Linked DNA regions of Homo sapiens: region 1 is linked to region 2. A link is an interaction called in ENCODE POLR2A ChIA-PET data of the cell type or tissue named here. Cell type or tissue: A673. All regions are shown on one strand. Links, peaks and the distances in the headings refer to the core of each region. The heading gives the core; the rest is flanking DNA. Region 1 overlaps TOX2 (TOX high mobility group box family member 2). Region 2 overlaps TOX2 (TOX high mobility group box family member 2).

Evidence for each region. ChIA-PET counts read pairs that join two places held together with the same protein. Peaks named below come from ENCODE experiments on the same cell type or tissue, not always from the same donor. Only the 100,000 strongest peaks of a DNase experiment are listed, where the experiment ranks them.
Region 1: POLR2A ChIA-PET joins it to region 2 with 12 read pairs; 5 of 35 experiments call an interaction of 5 or more read pairs at or near these places.

What each region holds. Positions count from the first base shown.
Region 1 is chr20:43,973,572-43,985,216 of GRCh38, reverse strand. All of the region lies in intron 2 of TOX2 (TOX high mobility group box family member 2), which reads right to left. Among named protein-coding and RNA genes, the nearest start is that of TOX2, 65 kb to the right of the region's middle. In A673, for the core only: no CTCF peak of the experiment used is centred there; a DNase peak (open chromatin) is centred at 5,456; H3K27ac peaks cover 1,469 bases.
Region 2 is chr20:43,921,806-43,933,450 of GRCh38, reverse strand. The region is part of intron 1 of TOX2 (TOX high mobility group box family member 2); the gene reads right to left. Among named protein-coding and RNA genes, the nearest start is that of TOX2, 13 kb to the right of the region's middle. In A673, for the core only: a CTCF peak has its summit at 7,539; DNase peaks (open chromatin) are centred at 5,890, 6,670, 7,400, 8,040 and 1 weaker place; H3K4me3 peaks cover 1,859 bases; H3K27ac peaks cover 7,379 bases.

The sequences.
Region 1 (11,645 bases), core at 1,824-9,823, 52 kb before region 2:
GAGATATTCATCCAATCCCCATTCACAGATGCAAAAACCAGAGCCCAGAGAGGACAAATGACCAGTCTGAGGGGACACAGGGAGAGAGGCTGAGGAGGGGCCGGAACCAGGATCCTGACCCTCCAGAAGATAAGAACCCAGTCCCATTCTGAGAAAGTCCCCACGTCTGGCTTCATTTCCACTTCTTGGTCACCAGTGAGCTCACACACAGCAATGAACAATGTATAAAATCTTCATTCTCTGACCCTCCCCAGTAAAAACTCAGGTCCTACAGGGGATGCTAAGTTCGAGGTGGCTGGGAGGTGGCTGGGAGGGGGAAGGGTGCTGTTTTTAAGAAAATCCTTGAAATCACGTGTCCACCCCACTGCTATCCCCTCCCCCAGGCCCCTGCACTTCCCACATCATCATCATTGTTTCCATCCCATTTAGAGAGAGTGAACATTTCCTGGGATTCAATTTCTCTCATAATAGTTGGAAGGAAACAAAACTATATGCCATAAACATTCACTGCATTGTATGAAAAATATCTTTATGACAGGGGAGGCACCATAAATGCAGACCAAAGTCCTCCCCCCATCCATTCCCCAATGTCTCCATGCCTGCGCCCTCAAATATTTAAACGTCTCATAGGCAGGAATCAAGAGCTTTAAAATAAATATATTTTTGGCCATTGGGATGTAAAATTAAGATTGGTGAGATATAAGTACTCACTCCTCCTCGGCAGTTTTCTCTCAGTGAAAATAAGAGAAGCTAGGCCATTTTTTCTGAGTATGTGTTTAGGGTTGATGGGGAAGAGCTCATTAGTTCAATCTGACATATATACTCAATTCTCTCCATATACACAGGATGGGCTTTTTCCCCCTCCTTGTATTTTATTCTCCAACTGTGAAGTGATATTAAATTTCATCAGATTTGAACAAAATCTATGGTCTTGAAACAGTTTCCTTTAAGGCCTCTGGTATTTATTCAGAACTCATGAATCATGTTCTGATAACACAACCATAATTATTTTTAAAGTGTGATGTTTGTGGCTTTAATAGGAAATGCTTGCAAAAGGCCTTTTCTCTTTGATTGTTTGTAATCTTAGCAGTAATCACCGCTGTTACCTTCTCCGCACCACAGCGGGTGAAACACAATTTCATTTTAATATGAATCGCGAGCTCTTCACCCAGGTTTTAATTAAAGCAATAAAAGCCTTGTCATCTTTGCCCTTTACAGTGTACACAGACTCAGAGGCCAGAATTACTAAGACAGAAATCTTAGATTTCAACAGCAGCAGGAGGGTCGCCTGCCTCCAATACATTTACTGGGGAGGGTTTTTATTTGTTTCGAAGAGCCTCACCCTCCTCTGCCTCTCTGTGCTGCAGTTTCCTCCTCTGTAAAATGGGACAGCAATAGTGCCCACCTACACAGTTAATGTGAGGATGAAATGAGACCACCCATGGAAAACATTTAGCCCCTGAGCCTGAGCCTAAGGAGGTGCAGGGCAAATGTTATTGATCATCGGTATCATCATTTAGTGCTGGAAAAAACAGACCATCTACCCTCATTATTCACATGAGGAAACAGGTTCAGAGTGATACCAGCACAGGTGAAGGCCTAAGAGCAGGGCGGAGCCTCGAACTCAGAGCTCCTGGCTCTTTTTCCCATTCTGGGCATCTGACACTGCCCCCTGCTGGAAGGAGGCTGTGACTTTGAGGCCGCAAGGACCTCAGTGCTCAGGGAGCGGCAGGTCTGAGTTCTCCTCTAGAAGCTGAACAGCACCTTGTCTTCTGGCCTCCTGATGGTACCATCTCCCCACCCTAGTGGGGAGATGCTTGATCCAAGTGGTGAGAGAAACAGACCAGGCAAACTTGGGGATCTGTGAAGGAAGGTTGCTGCACAAACATGATGGTGGTGCTGGAACCAAGAGCAAGAATCACGAACTCCAAGTTCTTGTGTGTCTGTTGCATGCCAGGTGTGGTGTGAGGCACTGAGAAGCCTCATTCTGTAGCATGAGGATGTTGGCCTGTATGACATGATGGCTGTACTCCAGCACACGTTCTGCTGGAGCATCGGGAAGGGATGCTACAGGGGCAGTGGGGCCAGGGGCCACACTGGGTGCTGCGCATGCCCTGTGAGGCTCACAGCCAGCAGGTTCACATTTGGTGGCACACACCGCACCCCAGAGACCTGAGAGCTCCCCAGGGAGCACCTCATGTGTAAGTCCCCAGAATCTTTATGTTCAATTGTGCAGTGTCATTCCCCTTGCAAACAGCTCTGGAGCCACTGGGATTCTCACTCTAGGAACAAAGTACCCTATTTCCCAGCCTTGCCTTAGAACACGCCTTCTGCTTGCCTCCTGCCTCAACAGGAATTTCAGAGGAACTGACATCCTTCTCCCTCTCCACTGCCCCATCCATTCAGACCCCTGCTGATTGTCCCTATAAATCCCATCACACCCAGCCCCATCAGCATCCAGCCCCTCATTCTTCCAGCCTTCAGTTCTGGGTCCCACCTTCCCATCCACCCTACCCCGGCATCCTTCCAGGGCCCTTCAGCTCAGCCACCATGCTGTGCTGGGCAGTGGGCTCCTCACCTCCCAGGAGCTTCTCCCCCATGCAGCTCCCTGCTCCCCAGGCATACCAGGCCCCTGCCAATGCCATGGCCTGCTCACTTCCAAAATCACCAGCCAGCGTCCCACTCTGAATAAGGTGTCCTTGCCATCCAGCTGCTCCCCACTAGCTCTTTAGCTGCACTGGACCCCAGGCCCTGGGACCCGTCTTCTCTCTAAAAGCAGCTTAGATTCCCTGATCCTTTACATTAGTCTCTTTTGAGTAAAAAAAAGCTGTTGTGTCCTTCTGGTGCAACTGCCTGGCAGATCTCTTGCCCTGGATTAACCCACCTGTCTGCCCCACAGCACAAGCACCGGGAGCTCATTCTCCCATGCCCCACAGCAAATACCCCAGACCTCCCCACCACCTCTCACCCGCAGTCCCCTGGCTCTTGGCCCACCAACTCTCTGAGAAGACTGACACCTTCAGGTGCAGACACCCTCTGCTCCCAGCCAACCCATCTACAAAGCCACACTCCTTTTCTCTGCTGTCCTCCACACCCAGCACTCCCAGCTAAGGCCAGAGCCACCACCTCTGAGCAGGATCCAGACCCTCCCACTTTCTCTGAAATCTGAAAGCATCCCTTAGCCTTTCCCCCTCCTAAACCCAGAGCTTCACCCTCTCTCCTGACACTTTCCATTGATGACTAAATATTCTAAAGACTTTTCTTTAAAAAAAAAAAAAAAAGAAAATCCCTTCTATGGAATCTTCATCTCATTGAGCTCGGCCCTGGCCCTTGTCCTGCACAGCTAAATTTCTCACACAAGTTGTCTATATTTACTGTTTACATGTCCTCACCTCACGCTTCTCAATCTGCCCATGGGACCAGAACAATGACCCTGCACATCAAAACTGCTTATACTGAAGCCCAGAGTCACTTCCTTTTCGCTAAGATGACTGGACACATTTCAACTTTCATCTCACCCAATCCCTCAGAAGTGTTTGAGCTAACTGACTCTCTCCTTCTTCTTACATTTTATTTAACTTTCTAAAGTTATAATAAATTCCCATGGTTTAAAACTCCCTAAACATAAAAAGATACGGTGAAAAGTCTTTTTCTATCCCTGCCCAGCACCTGCACAGTTCCCATACCACGCACACACACACAGAGGTACATGCATGTACAACGCGCAAAGCCACTCTAGCGTCCATGTATCCTTCCAAGGTTATTTAATCAAATGCAAGCACTTAGAAATATACATTCTTATCACCTTTTTGTATAAATGGTAGCATACTGTACTGTTTTACATCTTTTTTAGTAAAGCAATATCAAAATGAATAGTCTTGAATATGTCATTTCTCATATGTACAAATATATCTGTAGGGCATATTTCCAAAAAAACGAATTGCTGGGTTAAAGGTCAATGTATTTGCAATTTTGATAGATGTTGTCCATTTACCCTGCCCACAGAAATGTATAAAGTACCTGTTTCCCCATAAGAACTCCAACCGAGTGTGTTATCAAACCTTTGGATTTTGGTCAATCCAATTGGTAAAAAATGGCTGTCTTATGATTTATGAATGATTCTTAGCACTTTTCACATACTTAAGAGCCACTTGTATTTCTTTTTCTGTAAACTATTGGTTCATATCTCCTTCCTTTTTTTCTACCAGGGTTTTGAACTGATCTCTAGCAAGTCTTCATGTATAAGGGTGATTAGTTCTTCAACTATGGTGTAAGTTGAAAATATTCTTGCCCAACTTTTGTCTACTGACTTTACTTATGCTGGTTTGGCCATACAAAAGTCATATGTTGATTTTATGTTAATTTTTATATTTATATTAATTTAGTTTTATGTTAATTTATGGTCCAATTTTAAGTCTTTTCTTCTGAGGCTTTAAATAGTAGAAATGCCTTCCCCACACCAAACTTGTAAAGTATACCTTAAGGTTTGTTTTGCTGGTGCCTTTATGGTTCCCTTGAGTATGTTTAAATGTTTGATTTAACATTTATCAAATCATTTTTTATTTTTAATTTTTGTGTGTACATAGGTGTACATATTTATAGAGTACATGAGACATTTTGATACAGGCATGCAATAAGTAATAATTACATCATGGAGAATGGGTTATCCATTCCCTTAAGCATTTATCCTTGTGTCACAAACAACCCAATTATACTCTTTCAGTTATTTTAAAATACGCAATTATTGACTATACTTTGTTGTACTATCAAACATTAAATCTTATTCATTCTATTTTGTACACATTAATCATCCCCATGTCCCCCCTCTGCCCCACTACCCTTCCCAGCCTCTGGTAACCATCCTTCTACTCCCTATCTCCATGGGTTCATTGTCTTGATTTTTAGACCCCACAGATAAGTGAGAACATGCAATGTTTATCTTTCTGTGCCTGGCTTATTTCACTTAACATGATGATCTCTAGTTCCATCCATGTTGTTGCAAATGGATCTCATTCTCTTTGTATGGCTGAATAATACTCCATTGTGTATAAATACCACATTCTCTTTACCCATTCATCTGTTGATGGACACTTAGGTTTCTTCCAAGTTTTAGCTTTGTGAACAGTGCTGCAACAAACATGGAAGTGCCGATATCTTCAATATACTGATTTCCTTTCTTTGGGGTATATACCCAGCAGTTGGATTGCTGGATCATATGGTAGCTCTATTTTTAGTTTTTTGAGGAACCTCCAAACTGTTCTCCACAGTAGTTATACTATTTTACATTCCCACCAACAGTGTACGAGGGTTCCCTTTTCTCCATATCCTCACCAGCATTCGTTATTGCCTGTCTTTTGAATATAAGCCATTTTAACTGGGTGAGATCACATTTCATTGTAGTTTTGATTTGCATTTCTCTGATTGTCAGTGATATTGAGCAACTTTTCATATGCCTCTTTGCCATTGCAGGTCTTCTTTTAAGAAATGTCTATTCAAATCTTTGGCCCATTTTTTAATTGGATTACGAGATTTTTTTTCCTATAGAGTCATTTGAGCTCCTTATATATCCTGATTACTAATCTCATCAGGTAGTTTGCAAATACTTTCTCCCATTCTGTGGGCTGTCTCTTCACTTTGTTGATTGTTTCCTTTGCTGTACAGAAGTGTTTTAACTTGATGTGATCCCATTATCAAAGGATTTTATTTATCCTTTGATAAATTTTAAGGAACTGTGGATCCAACATCCTTTTCACCTAGATCCCCTCTCTTCTTGAATTACTCTGCCCGTGGTTTCTAAGACTCCAAGTTCTCCTCCTACTTCTCAAACCACTCCTTCTTAATCTATTTCACAGTCTTCTCCTCCTCTACTTTGCCTTCAAATGTTGGAGCTCAACATCTCAGAGTCATTGGTCCTCTGCTCTTCTCGTTCTTCCCTCTCTCCATAAATCTCCTTCACTCCCAAGGTTTTGATATCATGGGCTGAAGATTTCCAAATTTACTTCTCTTATGAGCTCAAGATTTGTACCATCATCTATCTACTTGAACATCTCCATGTGGATGAGCATCTCAAATATAACACATCCAAGTCTGGCATCATCAAACCTGCAAATCCCCAGGGTTTCCCCAACTCAGAAAATGGTACCACCATGCCTGAAAATGGGCTCATGGTAGAAGCCTAGGAGTCATCCTTTACCCCTCCGTTTCTCTCTCCCTCTATGTCCATCACTGTCAAGACCCACTAACTTTATCTCCAATGCATCTACTTCTTTCCATCCCCTCTGCCACAATCTAGATCTTGATCCTTTACTTGGCCTATTACCAACCCTCTCAACTTGGTCTCCCTGTATTCATTCTTGTCATTGAGAGCTTTTAAGACTGCAAATCTGATGTCATTCATGTCATTCAGTCTGACTCTAATACACACACACACACACACACACACACACACACACAAGTTCTTTCAATAATTCCTGTAAAAAATGTGAGCTCTTTAGCAGAAGTGGTATTTAGAGCTAAGAGAGTGGAAAACTCTACACACAGCCAGGAAGGCTGTGATGAGGAGGTGACATTTGCAGTGCCCCTGAAGGAACAAATAGGCATTTGTTGGTTGAAAAACACTAGGGGATTCCCATCAGAGGAAACAATGCATACAAAAACACCAAGTTGTAAATGAGCGCAAGAGGTGAACAGAAGCTCTTGTGTGACCAAAGCATTATATATGGTAAAAAATAATAAGTCATAGCTAGTTTTTCTGACTCTGGTTCTTTACATACTCTTAGTTTAGCTTCCTCTGAAGTACAGCCTGAGATGGGGATGCCTGTGAAAGTGACTTGAAGAGGGCTCTTAGAAGAAGGGCGGGAGGGAGGCAGGACATGACAGGGGAGGAGCTGAGTAAAGATTTGGCCTTGGTGGCTGGAGTCTGGCTGGATTAGCTGGAGCCCATGAGGAGTTGCAGAGTTGGTCACTCCTTGAGATAAGGATATCGGTTTCTAGACCTCCCCTTCTATCCTCTCCTGGGTTCACAGTTCCAATTTTCCAAAGAAAGAGTAGCTGTGAATAGTTAGCAGCCAACACTCACAGCAGCTGAATGATGAGCAGGACTCTGGTGAGGCAGCAACAGAATCCACAATACACACACACCTCATTTACTTCTCATGACACTCTAGGAGGCAGACGCTGCTACTCCTCCCATTTGATAGGAAGCTGCTATCACTTGCATAAGGAAATCTGGCCCATGCTGAGGCATGGAGGAGCTGGAATTTGAATCCAGGTCTGCTGAGTCCCAAGCCCACTTCCCTTTCCTCCTCACCTCGTCCCAGGAAGGAGGAGACTCTTTCTGGGTCACATCATCAGGAAATATCCATTTCTGTAACTCCTGGACAGAGTCTGCTCTCAACAGGAAAGAACTGACCTCTACCAGGTCCTCTACCCCCCTGGAGCTGCTGATGGGGACACAGCCCTATCTGAGAATTATATCTCATTCTCAGGCCACCCCGGCAAGTCTGGTACAAAAGTAACCCAAGGTCCAAGGAGGGAGAGGGAGTGTGATCATTTGTAGAAGCTAAAGCAGCTATGGGAAAATTTATGTGGAGTCTTGCAAAAACCAAACAATGGAGAATGTATTTGCAAAAAAAAACACTTCAAGCCCGTAGAGCGGCGGTGAAAGTTTTCAAAAAGGGACACAGTCAGCTAATACATACCCTAGGGGAACCTCTGTCTCAGCTGCGGTTTCTAAGTAAAGAAGATGGCATCTCAGGAGAAGTGTTACATTAAAGAACAAATTTGTAATACGATTTGAATGTTCTGGGCCAGACATAGTGACTCACGCCTGTAATCCCACCACTTTGGGAGGCCGAGGTGGGCGGATCACTTAAGGTCAGGAGTTCAAGACCAGCCTGGCCAACATGGTGAAACCCTGTCTCAACTAAAAATACACACACACACAAATCAGCTGGGTGTGGTGGCAGGCACCTGTAATCCCAGCTACTCGGGAGGCTGAGGCTGGAGAATCACTTGAACCCAGGAGGTGGAGGTTGCAGTGAGCCGAGATCAAGCTACTGCACTCCAGCCTGGGTGACAGTGAGACTCCATCTCAAAAATATATACATATATTGATTGGATGTTCTGGAAGCAAATGTTTTCCAGAAATGGCTTCCCACTGATATTCACAGCCTTGCATATAACAGGTGTCCAATAAACATTTGCTGATTGGGTGAACCTTGTATTTAACTGTATTTATAAAACATATTTTAAGCCATTTAGAGTGTTTATCCTCTGAATCCTCTAGTGGCTGTGAGGGCTTCATTTTACCCAAATGTTGATGTCAATCCTTAATCCAGTAATTTGGACAATACAATTCTTGCAGTTGATGAGACAACACATTGTGAGAGGGTGTTCACGTGTATGTGTGTATGTGTGTGTGTGTGTGTGTGTGCGCGCGCGCTCGCGTTGTGAGTTCAAGAAGCACTCCAGGGAAAAGAGGAAGGAAATATATAGAACTTTCATCATTCAAGTCTAGAAGCTAGTAGGGTCCCACTGAGCTGCAAGGAGCTATAGGTACCAGAAAAGTCTAAGTTATTTTTCAACAAAATCATCATGAATCATATCCCATATGTTTCCTACATGTGGTAGTTTGTAAAAAGGCCACAATATTTTGCAGCCTTTCCCATCAAGAGGTAGAGGCTATTTCTCCATTCCTTGATCTAGGCTGGTCCTGTGACTGGCTTTGACCAATAGAATGTGTTGGAAGTAGATGTGTGTTTATTTCAAGCCTGGACCTCAAGAAATCTTGCAATTTCTGCTCTTGCTGCTCTGGGAACCCTTCTCCTACCATGTGAACAACCTGGAGCTAGCCTGCTGGAAGCTGAGAGACCATGTGGAACACAGGTGAGCCTCCCATACCAACCAGCCCACTGCTGATCTGGCAATGTATTGCTGCTGCTAAAGTGATCCTAAGCAAGGCCAGAAGAACCACCCAACTGAACTCAGTTAAACTGCTGACCCACAAAATCATTAACCAGATAAACATTTGTTGTTTTAAGCCACTAAGTTTTGAGGTGTTTGTTATGCAGGAAAAACTAACGGATACACTATAAGAAATCTAACTGCAATTGCAAAATTTGTTCACATTAAGATTGGCTCATGCCACTGGCTAGACTTAATTAATCTCAGAGAATTTTGATATCTTCTTCATAAAGTCCTAAGTTAGGGAGACCCTCTGGGTCACAGCATAAAAGATTTAGAAGGACCCTCAGGAAGTCCAACCACCTTGTTCCACTGTTAGGGACATTGAAGTTCAGAGAAGAGCAGGGGCTACCATCACTCATTACACAAATATTTTCTGAGTGCTCTCGGTGTTCCAGACACTATGCCCCACTGGGATACACAGCATTGGACCAGAGAGACCAGATCCTTTCCCCATGGTGGTCACAGTTTAGGGTGGAAATCAGGCATTAACTAAGTCATCACAAGGTAAGTAGATGACCACTGTGACAAAAATTATGAATTTTTGTCACTATGAATTAAAAAGACCTGGTGCCATTTTAATGAGAATCATGGAAAGGGGACCTAACGTGGGTTTGGCAGTCACAAAGAGCTCTCTGCAGAAGTGACATTTAGGCTGAGGCAAGTCAGTGGACAAGGCAAGGGAGGCTTGTGGAGCTCCGAGTCTGAGCTTCACAAGTTTGAATGCCAGCTCTAGTGCTCCCTGGCTGAGTCACCTTGATTGAATCAGCCAACATCCTTGATCTTCAGTTGCATCATCTATAAAATTGACTGAACAATAACGTCTACTCATTCTCGAGGCTGTTGTGAAGATTAGCTGAAATAACCATTGAGAAAAAGGCTTTGCAAGCTGCAAAGTGTTGGGGGAATTGTTGAGGATATGACTGTTAATGGTTTGGGGAGGGTGACATTTATTTGTACCAAGTCTCCTCTCCAAACGACTGTGCTCTCCTCTGCCGAGGCCTAGAGCAGACACAGAGCCCCACTGAGTCCCACTTTTCCTTCTTGGTGGAAGGACATTGCCAATGCTTTCCAGTAGGTTCCAGAACAGAATTCACCATAATATAGTTCTGAAAACCAGGGCTCAATATGTTAACAAAAATACTATTTAAACATTGTGAAAAGGCTCAGATGAGATGTCAGGGCTAACTCTGGTCTGCTGAGATGAGACTTCAGTTGATTATGTACAATTAAATGACATCAGTGTACTCTTCCAAAATAACCACTTCCAAGGCCTGGAGTCTTGCCCACCAGTCTTGCATGTTGGCGCATGTCAATGCAATATAAAGGCAGCTTTGCAGCAGCAGCATTATGCTCACACAGGGACAGGCCAGAGAGGGGCATGGTATGGTGGCCCCGGCATGAGCGATCCTGCAGCGGCAGGGGAGGGGGCGCAGCACCCTGCAGCAGAGCTTCCATGCCCCACTGAGACTACAGTATCTTCCTCACTAGTAGTGCCCCCTAGGGCCACAGGCCCATGTCTTACTCATCTATGGCCTCCATGGGACCTGTCACAGAATAGGGACATAAATATTTGTGAATTAATAGGCTTCTATTGCCCCATCTGGAAAATATGTGCCCAGCCTGATGGCTGAGGGGCCACCCAACTTGGACTGCCATAGCCCCCACAATGGCAGAGACAGAGGGTAGAGGTCAGCTCCAGGGCCGGGGTTGCCCTCCAGCTTCCCAAGTTTCTCAGCAGCTATAACCCTCCTTGGCTCTCCAATCAGTGTCCCGAGCTGGTCCCACCCAGCAAGCACCACTGCCTTAGGGAACCATCCTCCACGATGCCATGCCTGTAATGAGAATACTTCCTGGTATCACATTCTGCCATGAGGACCCTCCCTGGGGTTCCGGCCTGCAGTAAGGACTCTCCCTGGGGCCCCCGCCTGCAGTGAGGACCCTCCCTGGGGCCCCAGCCTTCAGTGAGGACCCACCCTTGCATCACTTTCTGTAGGGATGACATTCCCCAGGGTCCTGGCCTGCAGTGAGGACCCTCCCTGATCTCAGCCTAGAGTGAGAACCCTCCCTGGGGTCCCAGCCTGCAGTGAGGACCCACCCTGGCATCACATTCTGCAGGGAGACCCTCCCTGGACCCTCAGCCTGCAGCAAGGACCCTCTGTGGCATCATAGTCTATAGTGAGGATGCTCCCAGCTGAGAGAAACATTAATTTTCAGAGACCAGGCTCTCAGTGGAAAATCTGATTCCAACTGGCAACTATGACCCCCCAGAGGGCCAGGCTGGGGTTCGAGACAGCCTTGCCCAGGAATGACTCTGCTTCCTTTGCCACCAGTAAGACCTTCTGCTCTCTTTCCTTGTGCCCTGTCCACAACCCTCCCCTGTGGCCTTCAACAACTCCCAGCAGGCAGGAGAACCATGCATGCCTACGCAAGGGCATGTGTGCATCCAAACCAGAACATGTCCCCGTGGGTGCTGTGTGGTGGCAAGAGGCAGGCGGCACCAGAGAGCAGCAGGCACCTCAACTCACTGCTGCTGAAAAGCTGCCCCAAGCGTGGGGAGTATGGGCAATACATTTCAAGTTTCATCAAGTTCCCAATCCATTTTAAGCCAACAGTAGCCAGGTAGTTAATTTACGAACACTATAGTCCCACTTTGATTGTACCTTTTAAGGAGACTATTG
Region 2 (11,645 bases), core at 2,299-10,298:
CCAGACCTACTGAATCAGAATCTGCGTTCTCACAAGACCCTCATGTGATTCAGGTGCTCTTCAGTTTCAGCTGCGCTGGCCTGAGGTAGGCAGTCACCAGCCCTCTGTGGGGATCAGCCAACTAACCTGGGTATTAACCACACCAACCACTCTGTCATGGCAATCGTATTGCTAATGTGCATGTTATCTGCTATGGTCTGAATGCTGTGGTCCCCCCAAAGTTCACATGTTGAAATCCTGATGGTATTGCAGCTACAGAAATGAGCTAGGTAACGGAGACATTCACCACCTGTGGGGGTCAACGTGGTCCCCTTTGCTCCAGGTGAGTGTGATGCCCAACTTTACCCAGGTAGAAGCTTCTCACCCTTCTGTTGAGCTCTAAACTCTAGTGAACTTACTTGGTCACTAGAATTCTGTTTCTCTTTGGTGCCCCAGGGTCTGCGTTAGTCAATTATAGCCTTTGCCTCTACTTCCTTCTTGAAGGGACTTTGCCCCTGCCACCAGACAGCCAGGAAATGTTCCCCAAAAGCAACCCCGGGGAAGGTGTTAGAAAGAGGGGCAGATGAGATTTGTCCAGGCCCCTGGAGGATGCACGGAGGGAAGCAAGGCCCACTGATGTCTCTGCTTAGAGGAAGAAGCCGCTGACCTGCCCTCAGTCAGAAATGGCGGGGGGGGGCAGCAACCCCTCTCCAACCCCTTGCCTTCACCCAACCCAGGGTGCGGGCCCCCAATCCTGGTGTGAGCCCCTCAAAGCCCCTCCGAGGGGATGTCCATGACCTTTGCAAAACTAAATGCAATAACCAAGTCCTATGTGCAGAGAAGACCCCAGGGCCAGCCCCAAAGGCTGCAATAATCCAGACGTGTGTTTGGACAGGAGGCACCCTGCAAAGCTCCGTCAACTCTGCCTGTCGCCTGAGGAGGGAAGCGGTTCACCTTTTGCTAATCGTCCTAATTCATTTTTTATTACTAACTTCCCTGTTTTCTATTTGCTGTCTGATTGAAGATATTACCGAAGGCATTTAAACAGCATCAGACCGTACCACAATGGCAAACATAACTCTTTTTATTGAAATCTGCATTAATATACATATAAGTCCCTGAGATCACAAAGACCTCAGGGTCCACATGCTAGACCCTAAATGAAGGCAGATTTGGCAAGAGATATACACAATGGAAGGGTGTTCCGAAGGTAATAAGCTGTGCCAGGAGGGCAGGATAAAATGGGCACTTTCTCATGCTTCTGGTGAGTGGTGATGACCCTTTTGGAAAATGACAGGTCAGCAGAAATCAGGAGCCATAAAAATGCTCACTCTTTTTTGACCCAGAAATTTTACTTCCTGAGTCTTCTTTGATACCCCACTCTCCACCATACCCCAGATCCAACTCATCCCCAAACTGCATACATCTTCCCTCCTGTTACCTCCCACGCCCTTACTTCTCTTCATTTCCACTCCACCACCACAGTCCAAGCCAGAGTGGACCAACAGAACTTTCTGCAGGGATGGAAATGTCTGTATCTGCGCTGCCCAATAGGGGCTAAAATACCCACATGTGGCTAGCGAGTACTCGAAATATGGCTAGTGTGAATGAACTAAATTTTGTTTTATTTTCCTGTATTTTCAATGAAAAGAGCCACACACGGCTACTGGCTACCTTACTGGATAGCATGGCCACAAGCCATCATCAATTCTCCCCTGAGCCACAGGCACCACCTCCCAACTATTCTCCTGCCTCCACTCTTGCCCCGTCCAGTATTTTCCCCCACAGAACAACTGCAAAGATTCTTCTAAAACGCAGCACACCTCCAGGACTCCCACTGCTCTTAAGTCAACGTCCAAGCACCCAGACATGGCCTCTGAAGCCCATGTCTCCTATGGACATTGGGCAGCCCAGCCCCAGGGAGCCCACAGTGTCAGAGATGCCAGATGGGAAGGGCAGGAGCACAGGGGAGGATAGCAGTGAAAGCCTCCAGGAGGGGGTGGCGCTTGAGCAGAAATTTAACAGACGTGTATGTTTAGCGAGGCGTGGTGGCACATGCCTGTAGTCCCAGCTACTTGGGAGGCCGAGGTGGGAGGATCGCTTGAGCCCAGGAGTTGGAGACCAGCCTGGGCAACATGGTGAGACCCCTTGTCAAAAAATTTAAAAATTATCAGGTGTGGTGGCCTGTGCCTGAAGTCGCAGCTACTCAGGAGGCTGAGGCAGGAGGATCGCTTGAGCCCAGGAGGTCGAGGCTGCAGTAAGCCATGTTTGTACCACTACACTCCAGCCTGGGCAATAGAGCAAGCCTCTGTCTTTTAAAGAAAAAAAACATAAAAGATGTATGTGTAGGAGTTTGCCTGGTGGGTGGGAAACACTAAAACCAGAGGCCTGGCAGTCAGAGTCGCTCTGAAGGCTCCACCCATGAGCAAACGACAGAGATTCCCCACACTTCCAAAGCCGACATTCTAGTGAAGGGGATAGAGGAGGGAGGAGAGAAGGACATAAACAATAAACATCAGGAATAGGTAGAAAGAAAGCGATGGGTAAGGGGCTTCCAGAAAACCATGGTAGGGCAGTGCAGTTTGCAAGCCTTGAGTATTAAGAAGGCAAAGTGTCAAACACTGCCCTTGAATCTGCACCGTGGGATCATAGCAGGTGATTTCCCTCATTTCCTAAACTTTTTGGCAGGTAACATAGTGTTCATAATTTACAGTTTAATTTTTTTAAAAAAGAAGAGTGATAACTTCAGGAGAGAAGCCACCAAAAAGTCCTGCTTGCTCAACAGAAACATTCCCATGGGCTGGAGAGAGATTTTATTATCTCCGAAGGCCAGGCCAACTGTGCCCCAGATACCCCAGCCCAAGCAACTGGGAGTGACGCCTCCCTCCTGACAAAGGCAAGGTCATCATTCCCAGGGAGATGGGAAGGGGACAAAACAGGGGCTGCATCTGCCAGCCTTGCCCCAAAGGGTCAAGCATTGATTAAAAGCCATGAGGACAAGGATTTCAAACATCATCCCTCTTGAGTCATATCTCAACTTTCCTCCTTGGACTCAGCTAGAGATGGGCCTGGCATGTTTCTACAAGGAGAATTATAGAATTCACATGGATTAACACTTGCAGGCCCCAAACACTGTGTCCCTCACATATATGTGTTTAATCCTCCTGGCAACAACATATAAACAGGGTAAGTGAGGCCCAGAGAGGGTGAGTGGATTATTCTTAGAAACACAGCCTGGGCTATGTTACGGTGGTCATCTCTGAAAAATATAACCTGCCTCATTCATTCATTCAATCTTTCAACAACTTTTTACTGAGCACCTACTATAGGTCAGACACCATGGGGATGCAATGGTAAACAAAATAAGCATGAGCCTATTGCTTCTTAAAGTTTATTATCCTGAAGGGGGAGCAACCAAGTAATTTCACAGATATATGATGCCACGAAGAAAAATACTCAGAAGCAGCTGGGCGCATTGGCTCACGTCTGTAATCCCAGCGCTTCGGGAGGCCGAGGCGGGTGGATCATGATGTCAGGAGATTGAGACCATCCTGGCCAACATGGTGAAACCCCGTCTCTACTAAAAATACAAAAAGTAGCCGGGCATGGTGGTGTGTTCCTGTAATCCCAGCTACTCGGGAGGCTGAGGTAGGAGAATCACTTGAACCTGGGAGGTGAAGGTTGCAGTGAGCTGAGATCGCACCACTGCACTCCAACCTGGGCAACAGAGCGAGACTCCATCTCAAAAAAATAAAGAAACAAATAAAAAATTAAAAAATAAAAATACTCAGAGGCTATGGTAGACAAAAAGAAAGACAACTGCACAGATGAGCAGGTCAGACTCTGGGAAGACGAGGATGAAGCTGAGGTCAGAGGCTGGGCAGGAGCCAGCCATGTAAAGAATGAGGGCAAGAACATTCCAGGCAAAGGGAACAGCATGTGCAAAGCCCCTCAAGCGCAAAAGAACAGGGTGGGGGGATCTGAGAAATAGCAAGAAGGCCAGGTGACTGGAATGGAGTCACTGAGGGGGACTGACTCTGACTTTGCTCATCACCATGTCCCCAGCATGAAGCCTGGTTCCTGGAACAGAGGCTGGAAATGCAGGCAGAGGCAAGCTCACGTGAGGACTTATGGGCCAAAGGAGTTGGATGTTATCTACTCACCAGGGCAAAGCACTGGAAGGCTTTAAGCAGAAACCTAAGAAGATGTGATTTAGGTTTGTAAGAGTTCATCAAGCTACAACAGAAAGCCATTGAGCAGCTTTGTGGGGGTTTTTTTCCCTGTTTTTGTTTGTTTGTTTGTTTGTTTGTTTTTGAGACAGGGTCTCACTCTGTCGCCAGATTGGAGTGCAGTGGAATGATCTCAGCTCACTGCAACCTCTGCCTCCAGGGTTCAAGTGATTCTTCTGCCTCAGCCTCCCAAGTAGTTGAGATTACAGGCACGAGCCACCATGCCCAGTTTTTTTGTTGTTGTTTTTTTTTTTTTTTTTTCATATTTTTAGTAGAGACAGGGTTTCACCATGTTGGCCAGGCTGGTCTTGAACTCCTGACCTCGAATGATCCACCCGCCTCTGCCTCCCAAAGTGCTGGGATTACAGGCGTGAGCCACCACGCCCGGCCCCACTGAGTAGCTTTGTATGGAGAAGAGACAGGATCCAATTTACGCATCATAAAGACATTGATGGTGGCCACCATGGCTCCTCAGCTCATCCTGACCTTTGGTCACTGGATAGTAAATGTCTCCAAACTCCATGGAAAGCGAAGTTTCCCCAGCTGGCATGTGGAAGGCAAAGCAAGACAAAGAAGCGAATGACAGGGCGTGTTGACAGAGCGTCAGACAGAAGCATGGCCATAGGCAGATGAAAAATTGTCCCACAGGACACCTCGACAGGCCGTGACTTGCTGTTAGCATTGAGCCATTAAGAAAACACAATGATGTGCTTCGCTGATCCTGAAGGACGTAATCCAGGTCGGCATGCAGACATTTAGTGCTCCGTCCAAAGCAGCAATAAAGCGACCAACACAAGAGCAGCTGCAGGAAACCTGCACTGTGCAAGTGGGCGGCCAGGCCCTTCAGTGCTTTTTATTCCTTCTCTCATTTAAAATCAAAGCCTGGCTCTTAGGCATCTGTAGACAGATTTGGAAAGGGAATTGAAGCTAACTACACCAGGTGCTTAAACATACATCATTACCTCATTTAATTTCATAAACAAGTAAGCATTGCTCATCACATTTTGTATACGAGAAAACTGAAGTCAGAGATAATAAACAGCTTTCCAAATGCCCCTGGCTCCCTTCTTCAGCCTCACATCTTGACACTCTCAGCACCTTCTATGCCTTTGCATATGTTGTTCCTTCTACCTGGAATGCTTTTCCCTACCTTCTTCACTTGGCCAAGTTCTACTCACCTTCAAGCACAGGCAAGTGTCCCTTCCTCTGAGAAGCCTTTTCTGACTGTCCCCAGCCTAGCCTGGTGGTCCCACACTCCCCTGTGCTACTTCAACATAATGCTTACCACACACATTTGAAATTGTTTATTTCTGTCTCTCTAATAAGATCATGCTTCTCAAGGAAAAGGACCATGTCTTAATTACCTGTTCCTGCCTGGCACCTACCACAAAGCCTTGCATACAGCAGGCAGTGCATGCTCCTTGGATGGCTGTATGAAGGAGGGATAGAGGGAGGGAGGGAGGGAAAGAGGGAGGGAGGGAGGGAAGGAAGGAGGGAAGGAAGGAAGGATGGAAGGAAAGAAGGAAGGAAGGAAGAAAGGAAGGAAGGGGAAGGGAAGGAAGGAAGAAAGGAAGGAAGGAAGGGGAAGGGAAGGGAAGGGGAGGAAGGAAGGAAGGAGGAAGGAAGGAAGGAAGGAAGGAAGGAAGGAAGGAAATTAACTCTTCATAGGTGGCAAAGCCAAGAGCCAAGATTTGATCCCAGGCCAGTATGACTCCAAAGCATATCTCATGATGTGTGTGTGTGTGTGTGTGTGTGTGTGTGTGTGTGTGTGTGTGTGTGTGTGTTATATAGATCATCAGAAAATGTACACAGTGTGGAATATATTTCTGAGGACTCCATTCGTCCTTCCAAAAGAGATGCCAAAAATACCAGCCCACAGGGGAAAAAAGTAGGATGATGAATATGGGGGAAAGGGTTAACCAAACCCTTTTCCTTGTTGCAAGAGAATTTCACCTTTGTTAATTGCGGAGCATAACTCCCCTGGAAACCTGAGGAAAGTGGGACGTTAACTATGTTACCAGGCAACTCTGCTTATGGTAAAAATGACCCCTGATTGGTAAGTTGCATTTGAACTGGGAGGAACTATAAATAAGTTATAAATATCTGAAAAAGAAGCCATAATTTGGGTTTTCCTAGATGCAGAGAAATTTGTACCTGACATGTCCCTGGGTCCTTGAAGCTAAGCCTACGGAATTGTTACAATGGATATGGCAGCTGGGACAATAAGGCTTCTAAGCCAGGGTGGCTTCCACAGCCACCCATTGTGTATCTCATTCCTTTGCACTTGAACTAGATCCTGGGAGGGAGGGGGCAGCAAAGAGAATAGCTCCTGGCCACCTTCGTGGACCACTGCGGAGACTGTTGCAAGAATTACTTGTGCAGAAGAGAACAGCTCACGTGCCTTGCTGGCAGGCTGTGTCAGGCTGTGTCCCAAATCTTTCGAGGAGACTGGTGCCAAGTGTCCCCTGTGTTCATCTTGTGAGTCTGAATGTTTCATTGGTCCTTAAAAACTCCCTGTGGGAATTGCAATGAGAAAGAAGGGAACTGATACAGGAGAGAAAAGAGACAGCCCCAATGGGAACAAGCGCTACACCGATCCTGAACTGAAAAGCTCCTTAGACTGTACAGTGTATAAAGGCACTAAAACCTAGTATAGGGTCTATGCTCGCTGTTCTACAGAGGGCTCGGTTCACCTAAACAGTGCCTGGAGGAAGAAATGAGGGAGGGGAAGACTTACTTGCTCTCCCACAGACCTAACCACCAACCTGAGATGCAATTGTGATTATGTGAGGAAACCACGACTCAGAGAGGCTAAGTGACAGGTCCAAAGTCATACAGCTTATAAGTGTCAGGATACGAACCCAGGCACTTCCATCAAACTCAAAGTCACATTTGGATCCAACATCTGGATTTGCATAAAAATGAACTTCCATCTCAGGTGGACATAGAGAACAGAGAAAGCATGGGAGTGGGGGTGGGAGACCTTCCTAAATAATGTAAACAGGAAATATTTGCAGAATAAATGAGACATAAAGGGCCCAGGGTCCATCTTCCACATCATAAAGTTCAGTTCAAGCCAAAACACAGCATGATGAAACAATAAAATATATGCGTGGCATTGACCCTGGGTTATACTACTACTGAGTCGATTCATTTCCGACAAGTTTCTAAATCATTCCTGCAAATCAGGCCCAGCTTCGAAATAAGCACATTTTAATTAGCTGTAATGTAAAAAGCACTCTAGGACAAGGAGCCAGTGATACACTCTTCCACCCCTGCAGCAGGAGGAAGTGAGCTCCCCCTGGCACCCTGACAGCTGCAGAGCAAGCTCGGGCCAAATTCCAGCTCTGCCTAACAGCCCCCTCTGCCACCCTTCTGTTACTTGATTCATCTGGACCTCAGTCTTCTCACCTAAAAAAATGGGGACAAATGTGCCCAGCATAGTTCTTAGGAAAACTTAAGGCACATAAGAAAATAGGAAAAGGCTGGGATCAGAAACGTTATGAGACTGCTAGAAACTAAGAAGTCAAAGAAACAGACTGACAGCGAAGCCTGTGAGCACTAAGGAACCGGCACCCAACACCTAACTGAACCCCAGAACATTCCCAGAGAGAGGAAGCCTGCGCTGGGACCCCTGTGCCCGTCCAAAGCCCTGGGAGAAGCTGTTTGTTGGTTTTGCCCCCAGGCTAATGCCAACCAGAAGAATTCTCTAATTGAAATGAGAAATCTGCCTGGGAGACTCCCTCCTGCGGGTGAGCACAAGGCTGGAAAAAGTGCACCAGCGCCCTGGGGGTAACTGCTGGCCTACCCGAGGGACAAAGAGGCCCCCAAGGACTTCGTAGGCTCATCCCACACCGCAATAGAGTCTGCACTCACACACCACACACAGAGCGTTTCTACTCAACATCCACCCTGCCCACCCACGCAGTCACGGCTTTCACCCATGTTGAGGAAACTCACAACCACAGAACAGATCTAGATGCCCCCCTCCCATTTACAAATTTAAATGTCAACCGAGAATCACCAGGCATTTGTAGAAAATATCAGCATAAAAGAGAGGCCTAAAAGTGAACAGAAGAATCACCAATAAAACAGAGTTAAATGCAGGAAACAAAAGACCACTTTTTTAAAAATCGAATTACCATCTTCAAAGAGATTCAAGATAGTCACATATCCATAAAAGAAGAATAGACCACGATGATATGAGATCAATCAAGAAACTCAGAATTCTGGGAAAATAAAAAAATGATTCCAGAAATAAAAACAACGAATGTATTAAAAGTAAGGAACTGAAGAAAGGGTTTGATGGGAAGTACACCCTCCACTCCCTTTTCAGTGGACACCCCGGGACACAGGGCTGTGTGTGGAGAAGGGAGAGGGACAGAGAGTGAGAGGGACTTCACTTGTGTCTTTCCTCTTCTAAAATACTTCTGTGTGTCTTACAAAGAGCAAAATCAATTTTTAAAAAATAAAACAGTGGCAGGACTCAAGATAAAGAGGAAAATGGTAGAAAAATGAGGTGCAGTTGGGAGTGAGTTAATGAACAGTAGCCACACCACAGCAGCCTATGTTATGGCTACAGGTGACCCCTCCTTTGCCTCTGAGCTTCCTGGGAGCTCAGTGATGGTGAAAGGCAAAGCCAGAAACACTGACCTGCATTGAGGCTGGGCAGGGCAGATGGCCTCTTGTTGAACTAGACAGGACTCCAGCCCAAAGAGAAAGCCCTGGCTCTTGCCCAGAGGTGACCTCCTTAAGCATGGCCCAGAAGCTCCTTGGAGACCCATCTGGAGTCCTCCCTAACACACAGGAAGATATGTGACAGCTCAGTGCAAGGACTCTGGAATCCCACCCTGGAGCATCTAAGAGCATCTTTGAGCCCCTAAAAACTCCATTAATTACCATTTGTCTTCCCTTGGACCCAAAAAGTAACTATCCTGCCTTTCCTACGCAGAGCAGATGACACATCTCTCTCACTTCATGAGACAAAGAAGAACCTTGAGCAAGTGAGTGACCATCACTAAAAGTCATCCACATGCTGGCCCTTGATTTCCTGGGAAATCTCCCTGAGATGGTCACAGTGGTACTCTCCAGCCCTCTTCCATATGCTCATCCCCCAACCTCAGGAATATCAGCGGCTGGGCTTGCAGCTCGCCCTTCAATGGGACTGCCCTCTACTGCAGTGAACTCCTTCACCCAAGGGAACTGCCTGCTGTTCATTTTTAGGCCTCTCACTTATGCTGAAATGACCAGATGATGCAGAAATCAAAGGCTTGGGCAGTCCCCTCACCTCCATCTGGGGCAACACTAAAGAGCCACCTTAGCGCCACAGCTCCCTGTGGGATGGCGTTCTTCAGAACCACAGGTCAGGCCAGGCCAGCTTCTCCCCGGCCCAAGCACGTTTCCTCCTGTGTCCCCTGCAGGTGCACCCCTTCCGCCCACCTCACCGCAGAGAACTTCCCCACATAAACCTTCCACGAGCAACTCTCCATCTCAGAGTCCTTTTCCAGGCAACCCAATGTGAGACTTTCCCCATGGTGAAGAAGACTCTCCCCACAACCCACCAAGGGGCTTGAGAAGGACACCTAACCATGTCCACACCGGGGCTCCATGCCCCAGGCCAGCAATACATCTCTACTGTCCTCAGTTAAGGCAGGACAATCCTGCCACGTTCTAGTCTAGACCAGAGGTTCTCTAAGTGTGGATCCCAGACTGGCACCATCAGCACCATCGACTTGCTAGTAGTGCTAACTTTCAGCTCCTCCCCAGGCCTGCTGAGTCAGAACTTCTGGGAGTGGAACACAGCAGTCTGTTTTAACTGTGCTCCAGGTGATTCTGGTGGGCTAAAGTTTGAGAAGCAGAGTATCTATCATGGGCTACTGGGGGAAATCAAATGCAAGTCATTAGACTTTCCCATCAGCAGAAGACCAAGAGACAGTCGTTGAGGATGGTCAGAATCCAGCAATGTGATGCATTCCATACTTGTGCACCGTACCCCTGGTTCCAGGCACAGTCCTCTACTTAAAGCCCCACAGGCTGGGGTGCAAGGCTCTTCATAACCATCTCTGCTGGTGTCCCAACTCCCACGCAGGCAGGTTTCCCCTCCTTAGGCTGACAGTATCCCCAAAGCACCCCTACAATGGCTGCTCCCTCTGCCTGGAACACCCCCCACCACTCTACATGCCCCCAGGCAGCCCACCTGGCATTCCTGTAAGACTGCCATTGTGAAACCTTCCCACACTCCCGGCATTGGCACTGCTCAGCCAATTTTATATTTAATTATTACTCTGCATTTTAAGCCAATTGATTACAAATCCACATAGCCATTCACCCAGTAAATAAAACTTTCCTCTGGAGTTACTGAGCCTCCAGGACAGGGCTGAATCCCCAGCACCCAGTAGGCACTCAATAAAAACCTGTTGAACATCTGAGAAACCCAGCAGTAAACAGGCCATTAAATATTGAAAAACCACAATCAGGTTGCTCATCCTGGCAGGCACCAGAATTAGCAACTGTACGGCAGCAAGTTTTAAATATCAGGGAAATTGATCAAAATGTATTATCCTGTGTCATACAACATCATTTCATTAAGATATAAAATTACAATTTACCACAACTCATTAGGTTAATAATCACTTACCATATGTTTTTACTGTTGCTCCCAAACCATGCTGAAAAATCATCCTGTAGGTTTGAATCCATGTAAATAAGATGACTGTCAACCCTGTGGATACAGGATTACTGAAGGGAGACAGTGGACTGAAGCCCTGGCCAGAAAGCACGGTGCCTGCTGTGGTGCTGCAATTCGCTTCACCACCATCTTCTAGTTTACCTGCGCTAAACTTTCTTCCCACATCACTGGTTCTCAACCAGGGGCAAAGTCTGGAGACATTTTTGTTGTCACGACTGGGGGCAGGGTGATGCTCTTGGCATCTACTAGGTAGGGGCCAGGGATAGGACTAAACATTCCGCAATGCATGCAGCAACTCCCACAACAATGTTATTAGGTCCAAAATGTCAATAGCGCCGAGGCTGGGAAACATCATTCTAGATTAGACAGAATTTCCATACCTATTACTTTAATCTGATCTTTGCAGCAACAATAGAAGGCAGGCATTTCTGTCCCCTTGTACAGATAAGAAAACTGAGACCTGAACATCTAAGTGATGTGCATGAGGTCACCTGCCCAAGCCAGTGGACTGGGCAGCTGTGATTTGAACCAATTTCTCTGCCTCCAAAACCCACTTTCTCTGCTGCACAGATTCAAGAAGGTAACAGAAGGTGGAGGAAATGAGCAACTCTCTCCCAATTCATAATCCTGGACACTCCAATAAGAGGCTCCTTCAACCCAGAGGCTCAGGAAAATCAGGTCTAGGGATCAAGACATGGAAGCATCCAGCGTTGGGACTGCCAGCAGCCCAGGGCCAGAAGTGGTGGCTC